Linked DNA regions of Homo sapiens: region 1 is linked to region 2. A link is an interaction called in ENCODE POLR2A ChIA-PET data of the cell type or tissue named here. Cell type or tissue: Panc1. All regions are shown on one strand.

Region 1 (5,000 bases), 150 kb before region 2:
AATCTTTGATGTAGAGTAAGTTGATAGCCACTACGAAAGTTCTTCCCACACTCTTTGCATTCATAGGGTCTCTCAATGACATGAAACCTGTGATGTAGAATAAGTTGATAACCACTACTAAATTTCTTCTGACATTTCTTACATTCATAGAGTTTCTCTCTCTTATATATGCTCTGAAGTTGTGTAGAGGATATATCTGTTTCATAAGTGGGTACTTCTATGTAGCTGATTATCTCACACTGTAAATCCAAATCTGAAACAAAAGAGGACAACAAAAAAAATTTGTATTTCTATACCAGAGAACAAGAAACTTTATGCAACAAAGAAAAACCAACATTCATAATAAGTGAATGGCATATAGAATTCAAAAATATGGTTACGAAATTTGAAAAAGGCCAAAAAGAGTTCAGAGACGTATGAGAGTTTACGTAAGATAGTGAAATTACTGATTGAGGACATAGGTAACATTTAGGTGGGGCCAGAATCTTTGACAAGCTTGTTCCAAATCTGCTATATTGGCACCGTCAAAGACCAAGTGAATTAAAACTGAGAGGAGAGAAACCTTGACATCTTTATTTTGAACCTATCACTGATTTAGATGCAGGTCAGTGTTTAAGAATACATCCTTTAAGTTTCTCGAGTGATTTTTCACTGTTCTTAAAATAAAATACAAATCCCTTTCCAAGGACTGCTGCTTACCTAGGAGGTCTCATGTCAAAACATCAGCTCTTTGCTTCCTATTCTCTATCATAGTCCCTCTTTTCAACACCTGGAATATAGTACAATTGCCCCTTGGTATCTGTGGAGGATCAGTTCCAGGACCTCCTGCAGATACCAAAACCCAACCCAGATACCGACGCCTTAAGTCCCTGATATAAAATGGCATAGTATTTGCACATAACCTATAAACATCTTCCTGTATACTTTAAATCATCTCTGGATTACTTACAATACCCAATACAATGTAAATGCTATGTGAATAGCTGTTCTACTGTTGCTTCGAAAATAATGGCAAGAAAAAAGCCTGTATGTGGTCAGTACCCTCACAATTTAAAAATATATGTTTGATCTGAAGATGGTTGAATCCATGAGTGCAGAACCCATAGATACAAAGGGCCAACTGTACAACTTCCCCCAACACTTAATGCTTTCCACAGACCGTTTAACTGCTCAAGAGTCCTTGGACTTAGACATTTTGTAGGCTGAATCCTTCTCATCCTTTATGTTTCAGAGTAAATGTTCTTTCTTTAGAAAGGCAGTACCTGCTAACTCTGTCTGTCTCTCTATCTTTATCTGTCTGTTTATCTATCTATCCATCCATCTAGCTATCAATCAATCATCAAGACAGAGTCTTGCTCTGTCACTCAGGCTGAAGTACAATAGCCCAATCATAGTTCACTGCAGCCTTGTACTCTTCCAGCTCAAGCGATTTTCCCACCTCAGCCTCTCAAGTAACTGGGACTACAGATGCACAACACCACACCTGGCTAATTTTAAAATTATGTGTAGAGACAGGGTCTCACTGTGTTGCTTATCCACCGTGATCAAGTTGGCTTCATCCCTGGGATGCAAGGCTGGTTCAACATACGCAAATCGATAAACATAATCTATCACATAAACCGGACCAAAGACAAAAACCACATGATTATCTCAATAGATACAGAAAAGGCCTTTGATAAAATTCAACATCCCTTCATGTCAAAAACTCTCAATAAACTAGGTATTGATGGAACATATCTCAATAATAGCTATTTATGACAAACCCACAGCTGATATCATATTGAATGGGCAAAAGCTGGAAGCATTCCCTTTGAAAACCAGTACAAGACAAGGATGCCCTCTCTCACCACTCTTATTCAACACAGTACTGGAAGTTCTGGCCAGGGCAATCAGGCAAGAGAAAGAAATAAAAGTATTCAAACAGGAAGAGAGGAAGTCAAGTTGTCTCTGTTTGCAGATGACATGATTTTATATTTAGAAAACCCCATCATCTCAGGCCAAAAACTCCTTAAACTGATAAGCAACTTCAGCCAAGTCTCAGGGTACAAAATCAATGTGAAAAAATCACAAGCATTCCTTTACACCAACAATAGACAAGCAGAGAGCCAAATCATGAATGAACTCCCATTCATAATCGCTACAAAGAGAATGAAATACGTAGGAATACAGCTAACAAGGGATGTGAAGGACCTCTTCAAGGAGAACTATAAACCACTGCTCAAGGAAATAAGAGAGGACACAAATAAATGGAAAAAGATTCCATCCTAATGGATAGGAAGAATCAATATCATGAAAATGGCCATACTACCCAAAGTAAATTATAGATTCAATGCTATTCCCATCAAATTACCATTGACATTCTTCACAGAATTAGAAAAAAACTGTTTTAAATTTTATATGGAATCAAAGAAGACCCCGTACAGCCAAGACAATCCTAAGCAAAAAGAACAAAGCTGGAGGCATCATGCTACCTGACTTCAAACTATACTACAAGGCTACAGTAACCAAAACAGCATGGTACTGGTACCAAAACAGACATATAAACCAATGGAGCAGAAAAGAGACCTCAGAAATAACACCACACATCTACAACCATCTGATCTTCAACAAACCTGCCACAAACAAGCAATGGGGAAAGGATCTCCTACTCAGTAAATGGTGCTGGGAAAACTGGGTAGCCATATGCAGAAAACTAAAACTAGACCCCTTCCTTACACCTTATGTAACAATCAACTCAAGATGGATTAAAGACTTAACTGTAAAACCCAAAACCATAAAAACCCTAGAAGAAAACCTAGGCAATGCCATTCAGGACATAGGCATGGGCAAAGATTTCATGACAAAAATGACAAAAACCATTGCAGCAAAAGCCAAAATTGACAAATGGGATCTAATTAAACCAAAGACCTTCTGCACAGGAAAAGAAACTATCATCAGAGTGAACAGGCAACCTACAGAATGGGAGAAACCTACCCATCTGACAAAGGTCTAACATCCAGAATTTACAAGGAACTTAAACAAATTTACAAGTAAAAACCAAACAACACATCAAAAAGTGGGCAAGGGATATGAACAGACACTTCTCAAAAGAAGACATTTGGCTGCGGTGGCTCATGCCTGTAATCCCAGCACTTTGGGAGGCCAAGGCGGGTGGATCACGAGGTCAGGAATTCAAGACCAGCCTGGCCAACATGGTGAAACCCCATCTCTACTAAAAGCACAAAAAAAATTAGCCAGGCATGGTGGCAGGTGCCTGTAATCCCAGCTACTCGGGAGGCTGAGGCAGGAGAATCACTTGAACGCGGGAGGTAGAGGTTGCAGTGAGCCGAGATCAAGCCACTGCACTCCAGCCTGGGTGACAGAGTGAGAATCCATCTCAAAAAAAAAAAAAAAAAAGAAGAAGAAGAAGACATTTATGAGGCCAACAAACATATGAAGAAAAGCTCAACATCATCATCAGAGATCATCAGAGAAATGCAAATCAAAACCACAATGAGATACCATCTCACACCAGTTAGAATGGCGATTATTAAAAAGTCAGGAAACAATAGATGCTGGTGAGGCTGTGGAGAAATAGGAATACTTTTATACTGTTGGTGGGAATGTAAATTAGTTCAACCACTGTGGAAGACAGTATGGCAATTCCTCAAGGATCTAGAACCAGAAATACATTTGACCCAGCAATCCCACTACTGGGTATATACCCAAAGAAATATAAATCATTCTACTAGAAAGACACATGTGCATGTACGTTTACTGCAGCACTATTTACAATAGCAAAGACTTGGAGCCAACCCAAATGCCCATCAATGATAGACTGGATAAAGAAAATGTGGTACATATACACCATGGAATACTATGCAGCCATAAAAAGAAATGAGATCTTGTCCTTTGCAGGGACATGCATGAAGCTGGAGGCCATCATTCTCAGCAAACTAACACAGGAACAGAAAACCAAATACCACATGTTCTCACTCATAAGTGGGAGTTGAACAATGAGAACTCATGGACACAGAGAAGGGAATAACACACCAGGGCCTGTTGGGGGCTGGGAGGTGAGGGGAGGGAACTTAGAGGACAGGTCAAAAGATGCAGCAAACCACCACGGCACACGTATACCTATGTAACAAACCTGCATGTTCTGCACATGTATCCATGTATCCTGTTTTTTTTTTAGAAGAAAGGAAAAAAAAAAGACTACTGATGTCACACAGATACACCAAAAAGGTATGAAAGGGTTTATAACTCTCATCATGAGGCTTTCTAGAGAGCAGAGCAGCTCCCAAGCAGGTCATAAAACAACTTGAGAGATTAGGAAAAGGAGGCTGGCTTGGAGTTTGCATGGTGGTTAGGGTGTGGTGCTGGGCTGAGTGTTCCTGCTCATGGCATGGGGTTCACATGGTTTGAATGAGAAGGAGGGAGCACCTAGGTTTTTTACCAGCTGGCCCAGAAGTAGACAGAAGGGGAAAAAAAAAGAGGAGTCATCAGCAGTTAAACATCAAAAACAGAGTCAGGGACTGGAGTGGTGGCTCACGCCTATAATCCCAGCACTTTGGGAAGCCGAAGCAGGAGGATCACTCAAGCCCAGGAGTTCAAGACCAGCCTGGGCAACACAATAAGACCTCTTCTTTACAAAAAAAAATTAAAAACTTGGCTGGGCATGGTGGCATGCACTTGTGGTCCCAGATATTCGGGAGGGCAAGGTGGGAGAATTTCTAGAGCCTAGGCGGCCAAAGCTGCAGTGAGCTGTGTTCACGCCACTGCACTCCAGCCCAGGCAACAGAGCAAGACCCTATCTCAAAAAAAAAAAAAAAAGAAAAAAAAAAAGAAAAAAGAAAAAGAAAACACTTTTTTTTTTGAGATGGCATCTCGCTCTGTCTCCTAGGTTGGAGTGCAGTGGTGCGATCTCGGCTCACTCCAAGCTCTGCCTCCCAGGTTCATGCCATTCTCCTGCCTCAGCCTCCCGAGTAGCTGGGACTACAGGCACCCGCCACCACGCC
Region 2 (5,000 bases):
TTGATCCTCACTCTTTCATCCTTGTCCATTAATCCTTGAGCCAGAGGCATGGCAAAAAGATGAGTAATCATTCCTAGACGCTTCAGCCCTTCCCAAGCTAGTTCTCGGATCAGCGGGTTGGAATTGGTTGTATCATTCAGTAGCCGACGGGCTGTCTCAGAGCGTAGGGCTGGGGACACCTGGTAAGAGGCAAAGATTTGCCCTAGTGCACCAACACAGCACTGGTACTTCAGCAAGGAAGCATGGACCATAATATTGAGCATTGTCTCAATCATGCTATTAATGGTTATTTCACTCATCTTTCTTCCCAGCCAACTTCGGTTTGCTCCATCTGTAAGGACACTGTAGGTTACATCCTTGGAAAGTCTCATTTCTAGGAAGTGTTCATCCTCCTCCTTATTCTTTGGATATTCTGTATTACTTATAGCTCTTACCCTGCTGTGCCAGAAAAAGAATTCTTGAGACCTGTCCCATTCCAGCTCCCGCTGGGGTGCATGCAGGTTGCACTGTAGGTATATTGGGGTGCCCTCTGGCCAAAGACGGGCACGAATCACTGAATTGGGGATATAGCAGTCAGGGGCAAAAAGCCATTCCCGCCCATGACCAAAGTAGTATCGCAATATCTGATAGGGGTTGAGTCCATCCCAGCTAGTCAGTTGTAGCTGGGGAGGAAGCACATAATGGCATTGGTAACGTTTGCTCACCTGCATCCAATCTTCCATGTCCTGCAAAGAATAATGCATGGAGGAACGCAGTAACACTGGGCTCCCTTCCTCATCTTCTTCTATCACATGTGGCACAGAATGGTCAAAGGCAATGGCCCGGTTGTTGACAAGTTTCTCCAGACCCACTAATTTCTGTTGCGCTTGTCCAGGGTAGATGTACTTGGGCACAAACATGGTCTCAAAGGAGAAGAAGAAGCTTGGTATGAAAGGCTTAGGGACTTCCAGTACTTCATCTGATATGCTCATAAAGGAAAGGCGAGTCAGCAGGGCTGGGGGAAGCAATTTTAAACAGGACACTAGGTAAAGACTCTGGTTAAAAGTCACAAGCAGGTCACCCCGGTCATTTGCAAAACAGACTGGGCCAAAGTGCAGTGATGAGTCCAGAATGCCTATGAGTCTGCCATGGAAGTCCCAGATCCGAACAGAGCCATCGGCAGAACCTGTGACAAAAAGACTCAAGGAGAGGCAGACATCAAAGGATGTGATGGCACACAGGTGCAGAGGCAGTGTTTCTATGAATTTCAAGCCATTCTGTGACCCAGAGGACAGAAAATCATGGAACTTCCAGAGACGCAGGCAGTTTGTCTCTGTGATGGCACCCACAGACTTGGGCAAGAGTATCAGATGTGTTAGGTGACAGCTGCTGAGAATGCTGGCGAGAGGCCGCAGTTGTACTTTGACCCCATCAAGCACAGCTTCTGACAGGTGCACATAGTCATCCATTCCATAGGAACAGAGCAGAGAGTTTCCTTGGCCACCAAAAATCCCTCCAGACAGCGTGGAGAGTGCCAGTACAGCGCCAAAGTGCATGAATTTTTCTAATCGAGCACAGCTGTGCTGGGAGAGCACTCTTATCACACCACTCTGGTGCCCAGAGAATATCAGTCCCTCTAGACCCCGCCCCAAGTTGAAATGCCCATAAGCCAGGCATTGTACAAAGTCCTGAGAATTTGGTGAGGTGCCTAAGAGATACTTGGCTGGGCAAGGGCAGCGGGTTGTGTCAAATACCAGAACCTCTGAGCTGCCTGTTGCTACAAAGAGCTCCTCTTTACCTGGGTCGTAGGCCCAATCCACAGCCTGGTCCAGGATTGAGAAGGGCCAGGTGATAACCAGAAGGTCCCCTGTTACTGGGGACACAAAGCGCAACAAGCCATCCTCAGTGGTACACAGGATCCGGAACCAGTTATTTCCACAGCAGACCCGACGCAACTGCTGGGGAGCAGAGCCACAGACATTGAAGAGGCTGTAGAAGCAGGGCAGGCGGTGCAAGGAAAAACTATGGGCAGTTTGGCAGAAGAAAGTAATGCTGTCAATAAACTGGAGCCGGTATAGCTCCTCACCAAGCTCTAGCCGCCGAAGCAGGCTCCCTGAAGTCAGGTTCCACTCCTTGATTAGGCTGTCACTACCAGCTGTTAGCAGGGTGTGGGCCTCTGGTCGGCTGCGGATACAGATCACTCCTGATTGATGGGCCTGGAAACTGTGGAGTGGATGGCCCTGCTGGAGGCTCCAAACTTGGATTTCCCCAGCTTGGTTTCCAGCATAGAGAAAGCCCTGATCAAAACAGGTGAAGCAGCAGGTGATGGAGGAGCCGCTGCTGGTGGACGTGAACCTCTTTACCTCTCCCAGCTGGCCCTTGCCCTGGTGCATAAGGACCCTCACCACCGTCTCACACAGGGCCAGGAGGGAGCCACTGGGACCATTCAGCACGATGTCCTGGACAAGCTCATCACCTGGCATGGAGACCATGTGGGCTATTTGGAGGCCCGTGCCACCTAGCTCAATGACCCAGGTCACCACTGCCCCCAGGATGCCAGACAGAAGCATCTTCATTTCCGGGTCATAGCAGAGGCAGCTGATGTTGAAGCGGCAGGGCACTTTACCCAGGGGTTTGAATGCCCGAAAGTGGTCCCCAAAGAGTCGCAGGATCAGGTCACCACAGTAGACCACGAGGATATGAAAGGAGCCTGCATGGACCATGGACTGGATGGGTGGCAATCGTTCAGTCATGGAGAATGTTCTTTTCTCAACCATGTCCTCAGTTTTGCTCTTCATCCATGCTACAGCCTAGAAGAGAATAAGAAGGAAACTGCCTAGGCCGGGTGAGGTGGTTCATGCCTGTAATCCCAGCACTTTGGGAGGCCGAGGCGGGTGGATCACCTGAGGTCAGGAGTTCGAGAGCAGCCTGGCCAACATGGTGAAACCCCATCTCTACTAAAAATACAAAAATTAGCTGGGTGTGGTGTCGGTGCCTGTAATCCCAGCTACTCGAGAGGCTGAGGCAGGAGAATCGCTTGAATTTGGGAGGCAAAGGCTGCAGTGAGCCAAGATTGCGCCACTGCACTCCAGCCTGCGTGACAGAGCGAGACTCTGTCTCAAAAAAAAAAAAAAAAAAAAAAGATGAAACTGCCTAGAGCTGATGGTAGGGCAGAATATTCCCTTATTTCCCCATGTTTTATGTTAAGGAGGAATTGGAGGACTCAAGTGATTTTATCCCTTGGTGATGGGAATTGGAAATACGGTAGAGGCAGGAATCCTAGGACCCTTTTCCTAACCTTGGTTTACTTCGGGGGAACCATACAACCTACTCAACATGGGGACTATAATTGGAGAAAGGATGAGGAGAGATTTCTGGTTCCAGACCACATTCATCCATGGGGAATATCCTCCTTTGTCAATCTGGGCTAACAGTTATATGGGCATGGCTCTTGGAGAATGGGCCAAGAAGGGTAAGAAAGGCAGTCTTACTTGTATTTCTTTTGTGTTTGATGTCACCCAAGAGAGGGAGGCGAAGAAGTGGGCATCACTGAAGTAATAGCATACACACGGCATATTTTGAGGATAGCGAGACTCTTTGAACAGTACCTGGGACCGGTCACTCAGCACAATCAGGCAGTTCTTTGGGTCTTCCGAAGGTTGCTGGAGAGAGGCGTGGCATAAACTAAGAGGCCAGGGCACAGAGGCACTAAATATATTCTCGCACAAGTCACAGTTGGAGCAGTTCCCAAAGTCATGCTTCCCACCCGAAGGACCTACTCCTGTTACACTCACACGTGCATAACTTATCACCTGTGGCACAGCTATACTTCACAAGCATGTAACAAATCCCCCAATGCATGAGGGAACACAACCCTGCAGAGTCTCTGTGTGCAAATTTCATAGTGTGAACACAGGGAAAAATGATGTTCTTTTCAACATGAAGTTAGCCATGCCTGCCCTCTAACATTCTTTTTTTTGTTTTGTTTTTTAGATGGAGTCTCTTTCTGTTGCCCAGGCTGGAATGCAGTAGCGTGATCTCAGCTCACTGCAACCTCTACCTCCCAGGTTCAAGCGATTCTCCTGCTTCAGCCTCTCAAGTAGCTGGGACTACAGGCACATGCCACCAGGCCCTGCTAATTTTTTGTATTTTTAGTGGAGATGGAGTTTCACCATGTTGGCCACGCTGGTCTTGAACTCCAGACCTCAGGTAATCCGCCCGCCTCGGCCTCCCAAAGTGCTGGGATTACAGGCATGAGCTACTGAGTCCAGCCCCCTCTAACATTCTCGCTTGTGTGTAGAAGGTACATGTACCATAAAAGACACAATATTTAACAGAATAGTCAGGCAAGTACATCACCTTACGCACACATGGAATATAGCGGAATCTCCCAAAGTCAGTGCAGCTCTAAGTTACTGAAGCTTAAAGCTGCACTAAGTGAGACTCTTGGGACACCCTATCTGGCCTTTAAATTTGACAGAGGACAAGCATTTATACAATATATATATTATCCCATGGTGATAGACCATGTGCTATGAAACATGCATCTGGGATCCTGTTTTTTTTTTTTTTTTTTTTGAGACAAGATCTCACTCTGTGGCCCCATGCTGCAGTGCAGTGGCCTGATTTCGGCTCATTGCAACCTTTGCCTCCTGGGTTCCAAGTGATTCTCCTGCCTCAGCCTCCCGAGTAGCTGAAACTACAGGCACGGGCTACCACACCCGGCTAATACTTTGTATTTTTAGTAGAGACGGGATTTCACCATGTTGCCCAGTGTGGTCTTGAACTCCCGAGCTCAGGTGATCTGCCTACCTCGCCCTGGCAAAGTGCTGACATTACAGGCATAAGCCACCACGCCTGGCCCTGGGATCCTTGTATGCAGAGCCAACCATAGCAAAACTGAGCTTGGCAACTGTTTTCTCTGGTGCCTCCTCCCCTGTTTTAAAAAATCTCTCAGCCAGGCACAGTGGCTCATGCCTGTGATCCCAGCACTTTGGGAGGCCGAGGTGGGCAGATTACTT

What was found. ChIA-PET counts read pairs that join two places held together with the same protein. Peaks named below come from ENCODE experiments on the same cell type or tissue, not always from the same donor. Only the 100,000 strongest peaks of a DNase experiment are listed, where the experiment ranks them.
Region 1: POLR2A ChIA-PET joins it to region 2 with 10 read pairs; 2 of 35 experiments call an interaction of 5 or more read pairs at or near these places.

The regions. Positions count from the first base shown.
Region 1 is chr19:37,739,942-37,744,941 of GRCh38, forward strand. ZNF573 (zinc finger protein 573) reads right to left here. Exons shown (of 5, transcript NM_001172690.2): 5 at 1-253. Among named protein-coding and RNA genes, the nearest start is that of ZNF607, 23 kb to the left of the region's middle. In Panc1, no CTCF peak of the experiment used is centred here; no DNase peak of the experiment used is centred here.
Region 2 is chr19:37,892,668-37,897,667 of GRCh38, forward strand. It overlaps WDR87 (WD repeat domain 87), which reads right to left. Exons shown (of 6, transcript NM_001291088.2): 3 at 3,471-3,641; 4 at 1-2,789. LOC105372395 (a long non-coding RNA gene) reads left to right here. Exons shown (of 5, transcript XR_935962.3): 5 at 3,973-4,006. It overlaps LOC107985301 (a long non-coding RNA gene), which reads left to right and starts at 4,161. Exons shown (of 3, transcript XR_001753935.2): 1 at 4,161-4,188. In Panc1, no CTCF peak of the experiment used is centred here; no DNase peak of the experiment used is centred here; H3K27me3 peaks cover 362 bases.